Regions from separate parts of the Homo sapiens genome. Here region 2 is linked to region 1. A link is an interaction called in ENCODE POLR2A ChIA-PET data of the cell type or tissue named here. Cell type or tissue: B cell. All regions are shown on one strand.

Region 1 (4,000 bases):
GTCAATTTTTGAAAGAGAAATAGAGAACGCAGGATTCTGTTTCCTAGCGAAGGTCTTGAAACCATGAAGTTAATCTCATTGGGCTTTGCACTACATTGAATTAAACTCCTAATTCTAATTTCACCAAATAGGGTTACCGAAAGAACAGGAAGTTATGCTTGATAACTGAGTTCCACTGTCCAGAGGGAGTTAAGAGGGAACAGAAAATCAATTTTGTGACTGCTGAGAAGCGGGTAAAGCTATTCCAATATGCTGGGGGGAGGTTGTTTCTTTGTAATGAGGCAAACACATTTCTGACAAGAAATTTTTCATGTGGAGGCAGGCCATAATGTTCTTCTAAATATGTTTTTGGGGCCAGGTGCTGTGTCTCACGCCTGTAATACCAGCATTTTGGGAAGACCGAGGTGGGAGGATTGTTTGAGCCCAGGAGTTTGATGCCAGCCTAGGCAACGTAGTGAGACCCTGTCTCTACCAAAAAAAAAAAATTAGCCAGGCATGGTGGCACGTGTCTGTGGTTCCAGCTACTTGAGAGGCTGAGGTGGAAGGATTGCCTGAGCCCAGGAGGTGGAGGCTGCAGTGGGCCGTGATTGTGTCACCACACTCCAGCCTAGGCAACAGAGAGAGATCTTGCCTCAAAAAAAAAAAAAAAAAGAACAAAATGTTTGGGGGCATTCTCTCCATCGTGGGCTGATAGAGGCTCTGCTGATTTTCTTTGTTCTTATGTACTCCAGGAAAGAGCCCCTGACAAGACTAGGGATTGGAAAGGTGAATGTACCTGGGATTGAAGAATTCTTCCATCTTGCATAGGTATTCCAAAGAGCTCCTTTTTGGGTGACTTTTCCTAAAAATGCATAAATGTGCAGCTTCTCCCCAAAGCCTACCACTTAGACTCTCATAGTTCTCCACTTTCTTCCCTGGGCCAGAAGGGACCACCCCAGCTTCTTGATGGCTGTAGAGCACCCTTCATTTTGCACATGGCTGTGTTTTCTATGTAAATAGTGACTTAGTCTTCTGGAGGGTCCTGCACAGCCTTTAGCATCGTGCCTTAGACGTAGTTGGCACTCAATCATGATTTGTTGAATGAATATATTCCTATGGCACTGTTTCTTTTATCTACTTAGTTTTAGCATGCCCTACAGACCATAAGCCCCTTGAAGCATTCACTTATAAAAATATTTATTGAGCACCTGCTATGCAGGTAACAGGCAAATTCTGAAAACAAAAGGAATGAATGTGGATTAACCCTATCAAATACTAAAGCATATGCTATTCTACAATTATTAAATTCTGGCTATATATGTAATTCCAATGATTATAAATAATGTGCTGTAATATAAAGACATTAAAAGTAATTTATAATGTTACTTATATGCATGTATTACAATGTGTAGATGCTTAAACACACCACATTATGAGAAAAAAATGCCTCTGTTGCATTTCCACAAGTCCCCTCAGGGAGGTGGGTGGTCCTGCTTCCTATCCAGTCTATGGGAAGGGGGAGTAGGTGCCAGGGATCATTCCTGGGGCTGGGGCTTCTCAAAGTACCTTAACTTTTACCCTCTCACCCCTTGTGATGACCTCTCACCTCCAGCCCCATACACCAACAAGGAATAAGGTGAAGCATCCAGGATATGTCCAACTCTTTCCTCCCTCCCCTGCAAAGTGCTGCCTTTACTGGGCCAGGGAGATGTAGCAGAAGGACCTGGAAGGCCCTGATACCCTGGGTCTCAGGCTCTGGGGAGATGCAAGCCATAAGGGCTGTCTGTTCTTTCTGGAGGGCACAGGAAGAAAGCAGGGGGGTTTTCTCAGCTGTTTCACTCATCTCTCCCCTCTCCTGGAAGGAAGTAGGCCCTGCACTCTCCAGCCCTGACTCCAGCTGGCTGTGTGGCCCTCTTTGGGGCTGGCTGGCTGGTCCTTAGGTATGGTCCCTGATGATCTAAACTGGTGATTAGAGTGGATTCACAGCACTTCTAAGGTTGCGGCAGATCCAGTTGAGGCTGGGTTTGATCCCTACTTGGGTTTGCAAATGGGCATTGGGGAGGGATGGTGATGTCAGAGTCTGACGGGGGGCCCCAAATCCTCAGTCATCAGATGCTTCTGCCCTCCTGCAGCCAGAGACTCACATGCTTGTTATGAAGCAACCACAAGAGTGGTTACTGACAGCGTCAGGGGCTGGGGTTGACACAGGACAGCAGAAGGAGCAAGACCTGTCACTTGGGTCAGGTACTCTGCCCCTTTCTTCTCAAGGGCAGAGGAGTTACTCGGAAGAGTTACAGGTGCCCTTCCCCAAGTGATGCCACTGGCCATGGCACCCTTCTTGGGGTCTTTGCTCAAGTCCAAGAACAGGAGTTCTTTGGCCACTGGGGAGTTGTATTCAAGCCCATGAAGCAAGTCTCAGAATCATTCTCTGGGTTTCCTCGTACAGGGCAGGAGCCTGCTCTGAGCTGGTTCTTGGGACTGAGCATTCCCCTGGGGCCACCAGCAGCTCACTGATGGAGCAGGGGCCTGGGGTGGCTGGCCTCTTCTTTACTGGTCTGGCATCTCCTCTGGCCTAAGCTGGGTGTGCTCACTGCTTTAGTGAGGAAAATGCCAACACATTTAGACCAGAACGTGGTCCAATGACTCTCCCTGCTGACCACGTGCTGGACTGCATGGATTTGCAGAAGGAAATGCCAATCTGTTTTCTCTCACTTGGAAGGGAGAGGGGGCTATTTTTTTTTTTTTTTTTTTTTTTTGAGATGGAGTCTCACTCACTCTGTCGCCCAGCTGGAGTGCAGTGGCGCTTGGCTCACTGCAAGCTCCGCCTCCCAGGTTCATGCCATTCTCCTGCCTCACCCTCCCGAGTAGCTGGGACTACAGGCACCCACCACCACGCCTGGCTAATTTTTTGTATTTTTAGTAGAGACGGGGTTTCACCATGTTGGCCATGATGGTCTCAATCTCCTGACCTCGTGATCCGCCTGCCTCGGCCTCCCAGAGTGCTGGGATTACAGGTGTGAGCCACCGCACCTGGCCGACTTTTTTTTTTAAAGCATTGTATTTGTTAATTTTTGCTTCATAACAAATGAGTGGCTTAAAACAATAAAAATTGATCATGCACAGTTTCTATGGGTCAGGAATTTGGTGGTTACTATGGTCTGAATGTTTACATCCTCCCTAAATTCCCATGTTGAAACAGAATCCCCAGTGTAATGGTATTACGAGGTGAGGCCTTTGAGAGGTGGTTAGGTCATGAGAGTGGAGCCCTTGTGAATGGGATTAGTGCCTTTATAAGGGGTGGAAGAGACCAGAATTTTTCCCATCCACCGTATGAGGACACAGCAAGAAGGCACCATCTGTAAGGAGGCAGGCCCTCACCAGACACTGAATCTGCTGGGGCCCTGGACTTCCCAGCCTTCAGGACTGTGAGAAATAAATGCTTTTTAGTTATAAGCCACCCAATTTATGTGTTTTGTTATAAGATCCCCCAATGGACTCAGACAATTTGGCTGGCCAGTTCTGGCTCTGGGTCTCCCATGAGGCTGCCATCGTACATCAGCCAGGGCTGCAGTCATCTCAAGGCCTGACTGGGGGCATCTTGGAGGCTGGATACCACAAGTACCTACCATGAGCTAGGTGGTGTACAAGTAATATATAGCAACAACAATCATAATGTACAATTGGAAGTTATTTCATGTTTACTATGTGTCCAGATGTTAAGTACTTTCCCTGAGTTACCTCCTTTATCTTCATAAAAACCCTACAAATTTGGTCTGGTTATCATCTCATTGAAGAGGTTAGAAAACTGGGGCTTAGAGGCCAGGCCTGGTGGCTCATGCCTGTAATCCCAGCACTTTGGTAGGCCGAGGTGGACGGATCATGAGGTCAGAAGATCGAGACCATCCTGGCCAACATGGTGAAACCCCGTCTCTACTAAAATTAAAAAAAAAAAAATTATCCGGGCGTGGTTGCACGTGCCTGTAATCCCAGCTACTTGGGAGGCTGAGGCAGGAGAGTCGCT
Region 2 (4,000 bases), 1.0 Mb before region 1:
GAGAGATTAGAGTCAAGGCAGAGGCCAAGAAGCAGGCGGGGAGGAAGAGGACAGAGGATTTCCACAGGCAAGGGACTCTGATTCCACTGACACATATTGAGCACCTCCTGGGTACTAGGCATGGTTCTGGGTTCTGGGGATCCTAGGTGTGCAAGCGTGGAGGCAGGCAAGCTGGAACCAACTAAGCTGCTATGATGGAAATCTGTGCAAGTGGTGGTGGGAACCTAGGAGAAGGATTTGGGGGTGGGGGTGGGGAGGGAGTGAAGAAGTCTAGAGCAACCACAGGAGGGCTAAGAAATGCTTTAAGGGAAGAACAACCAGATTTGGAGCAACGGGACCCAAGGTGAACTGTGAGGAGACAACCAGTGGGAGGTCAATGTTCTGAGTCCCAGATGGCCAAAATGGGGGATTTGGAAAGTAGGTTGGGAAGGAAGAGGGAGCGATCTCAATAGCACAAATGAATCACAGATTTCCTCCTTAGCAGGAAACATCCCTGAGGGCTGCCTCAGACTCTGACAACCATAAAAGAAAACCCACAGCCACCTCTTGAAAATACTTTCCAGGCTTCTGTCAATGTTAGTTTAAACATAGGGATGTACAGGAATCTCTGTCTTGGTTCTTTGGTGTCCTGGGAGTTGTGGGGAGGTGAGCAAGCAGTATCATGTGCTCCTGCAGTGAAATGCTTTTCTAGGTCACACCTGAAAGTACCCTCCCCAGGGTTGGAAGTGAGAAGATGACTAACTCTCTCTCATTAAGGCATTACTGAAACAGGCTTTCTCTGTATGGTGTTCTAAAGAAATAATTGGATTTGTGTAATCCAGTCGCAAAGCCCTGGGTACTCCACTCCCTTCCAGAGAACACACAGTGGGGAGGAACCAAGGTCCTGGGAGGTGGGGTCGCAAATTCTTGGCTAAACACCATGTGTAGAAAGGACCCATATATAAGAGGTGGTTTCAGGCTGCATGCTTCTGACTGCACCGGGATTAGAGCTTGCCCAGGCGCTTAAAGAAGCAAAATCTCCTGTGCAGGTAAATTTCTTTAGTTCCAAGGGTGGGTCCAAGTTAGCCCAGAGGCCCTATGAGACTCTACAGGGTCTGGGTTTAGAAGGTGAGAGGATGGTATTTGCTTCTCCTGGTTTGAGCTTTGCAGGTGAGTGTATACAGAAAAAACCCTGGAGTCTGGAGATTTCAATTTTGTCCTCAGTTTTGCCATCACTTATTAGTGTGACCTTGAGGAATAGACTTCAGCCCTTTGGCCCCAATCTCCTCATTTAAAAAAAAAGATGGGAGTATCTTTGGGCCTGGGTAATTTCTGAGGTCCCTCCAGCTCTGGTTTCTCTCGAAGTCATTTGGTAGAGTTACTGATGCTGCTAGGTGCTGTCATTTCCCAGAACATAGGCCATCCCAGTTGTCTCCTGAGCCTCCTGATGAGAAGGAATCTGGGGGCAGCCAGCTTATCACTGAGGCCTTATGGGATCCTCAGAGTCAAGGAGGCCGACTGTTCTCTGTTCTGATAAGCAGTGAGGCTGGGCTGACTTCCTGTATGAAATTAGATGTGAAAAACACACTGGGACGGTGACCACACTATAAGAGTGAAATATTGCCTCAAATGATAGCTGTCAGTGTGGTGCTTGGCACGGCCCTTGCCTAGATTAGAAATCTCGAAATTGCCCTTGTCTGAGTGGTCTGCTGGCCTATGGGCACTGGAAATCACTCCTCAAAGCTCTGGAGGACTCCAGAGCGAGGTAGTCGGCTCTCAGTTCAGCTTATAACCCTCTCCTATGGAGGCACAGGGTGACAATGTTTTGGTGGGTGGTACCTAAGTGTTTCAGCCTGGGTACATCTTCCAGGCCTGATAGGGTGAGGGGTGTCTTTGACTTTCTAGGGGGAGAATTCTTGGATGAGTTAGGTACTGGCCATTTCACAGAGTGGGCACCTCATGCTGAAGAGTGAGGGCCCTTTCTAGAGTGTGAGCCTGGTCGTTGGACTGTGACTTCCTCGAGGGCAGAAATTCTGTCTAATCCATCCTGTACCCCTACCATCTAGGGCAATGCCTGGCCCATGGGGAAGCATGCAATAAAGCCTTGTTTAAATGAATTGATTCTCCCACTTTTCAAACTCCCTTGTAAATCTCTCTCCTGACCATCAAAACAAGCAGTAGAAAAGGAATGGAATTGATGTAACTATCAGTGGTATAATTGGTTTGGTGATAGATCGCTCGACCTCAAGGGTAACCACTAAGCTAATTTCTAACATATAGATTGGTTTTGTCACTTTTGAAAGTTATGTAAATGGAATCAAAGAGTTTTTGTGTCTGGATTTTTTCTACTTAATATTGTTTGTGAATCTCATCATATTGCAGCATGTAATTCTTGTTTGTTCAGAGCTGTGAAGTATTTCATTGTATAAATGGTTATCACTATTATTAATATTTATCCATGTTCATGGACATTTGGGTAGTTTTCATTTGGGGATATTTTGCATATTTCTGTTGTGAGTATTCTTGTACATGTCTTTTGGTGCATAGATTTAAGCATTTCTGTTGGGTAATAACCAGGAATGGAATTGTATCATATAGTTTGTATGTGTTTAGCTATAGTATTTACTGTCAAATAGTTTCTTTTTTTTTTTTTTTTCTTTTTTAAGATGTTTCTAATTGACTTACTTTTTCCAAAAGTTTGCCTGGGTTTTTAACTGCATACTTTGATCTTCTGGAGTAGCGTTAATCAGAGCCTAAAATGACCGGCCAAGTCTTCCAGCCCAGGAGTGGGCTTGGGAGAGGAGGGGGCTGTTAACCAGCATTCTCTCCCCAGTTCATGAGTGTGAGTGAAGGGCAGGAAAGCCCCACAAGGAGAAGACAAGAGGTTTCCAGGGAAGGCTCTGGAGAGGAGGGACATTTGCCCTGAGCTTTGAAGGATGAGGGAGATTTGAGGTAGAGGGGGTCAGGAGGAAGCGACATCTCCTTTGTAAGTTTGGACAGAGCAGAGGGTGTGTGGTGGGGGTTTGTGTACACAGAAAGGAACTAACACACCAAGAGCCTGGCCATTTGGACTTGAGGCCATGAGCTGTGTGGTTTTGAGGGCGTGACGTGAAATGGCCAGTCCTATGGCAAATGCAGGATCAGAGGAGGAGATGAGCTACCTCAGTCTGACCGCTCATCTAGCTCAAATTCCATGACTCTCTGAAGATGCAAATGCCCCTGCAAAAAAAAAAAGGAATGAATTTACATCTGCTTTAAAAGTCTTTCCTGTCCAAATGTGTTGTCAAATGTTCAGAATCATTTGATATTTTGTTTTAAAAAATCAGAAGGATTGGCTCTTTAAAAGCGTGGGAATGGATAGAAAAAGAAGAGTAGGGGATGACTCTCAGACTAGGGTGCCGCTACCTCTTGGGGTTGAAAGTGTCAGAGCAGGGCAGCTGGAGGGGAACAGAGTGACTCCACTGAAGTCATAGTTTAGGAGGAGGCTGTACAAAGAGGGTGTGCCTGTGCCGGAGAGAAGAGATGATGCCCCAGGGCTCCCCCAACAGTCAGGCCAAGCAGGCCATGACTCCCTGGAACTGCTCAGAGGTCCTGTCAGTACATGGGGGCACTGAATTGGATGACCACTAAGTTCCTTCTAGCCTCATATTTGGTTCAGCTGCAATGAGCGACGCCAGGGTGCAACTTCCACAAAGGCCGAGCGGATGTTCCTTTGCTCAGGGAAAGCTGTGTCCAGGTCGTGGCAACTCAAGGTGTACACCCATGCTCCAGGGAGTCTTATTCTCTGCAAAGATTTGTGACTATGCAGTGTCTCATAAAGTCAAATGGAAGTGGGGCAGCTGGGGGTGAGTAGGGAGCTCCAACAGCCAAGTTCTTAGACCTCCATAGAGGCATGCAGTCAGCCCAGGGGACGCCTACCCCAGCATTGCCAGTTAAGGGACTTCCTGCCGCTTCTCCCCCACCTTCTCCCAAGGTGCATGTTCCCTTTGGAGACTTGTTTTTTCTTTTAGGTCTGACCTTG

The links. Peaks named below come from ENCODE experiments on the same cell type or tissue, not always from the same donor. Only the 100,000 strongest peaks of a DNase experiment are listed, where the experiment ranks them.
Region 2: POLR2A ChIA-PET joins it to region 1 with 6 read pairs; 1 of 35 experiments calls an interaction of 5 or more read pairs at or near these places.

The regions. Positions count from the first base shown.
Region 1 is chr2:30,170,676-30,174,675 of GRCh38, reverse strand. No RefSeq gene overlaps it. Among named protein-coding and RNA genes, the nearest start is that of SNORA10B, 15 kb to the left of the region's middle. In B cell, no CTCF peak of the experiment used is centred here; DNase peaks (open chromatin) are centred at 1,625, 2,065, 2,185, 3,425 and 3 weaker places.
Region 2 is chr2:31,214,484-31,218,483 of GRCh38, reverse strand. CAPN14 (calpain 14) reads left to right here and starts at 969. Exons shown (of 22, transcript NM_001145122.2): 1 at 969-1,028. RefSeq lists enhancers at 3,345-3,845, 3,846-4,000. In B cell, no CTCF peak of the experiment used is centred here; a DNase peak (open chromatin) is centred at 1,608; H3K27ac peaks cover 2,850 bases.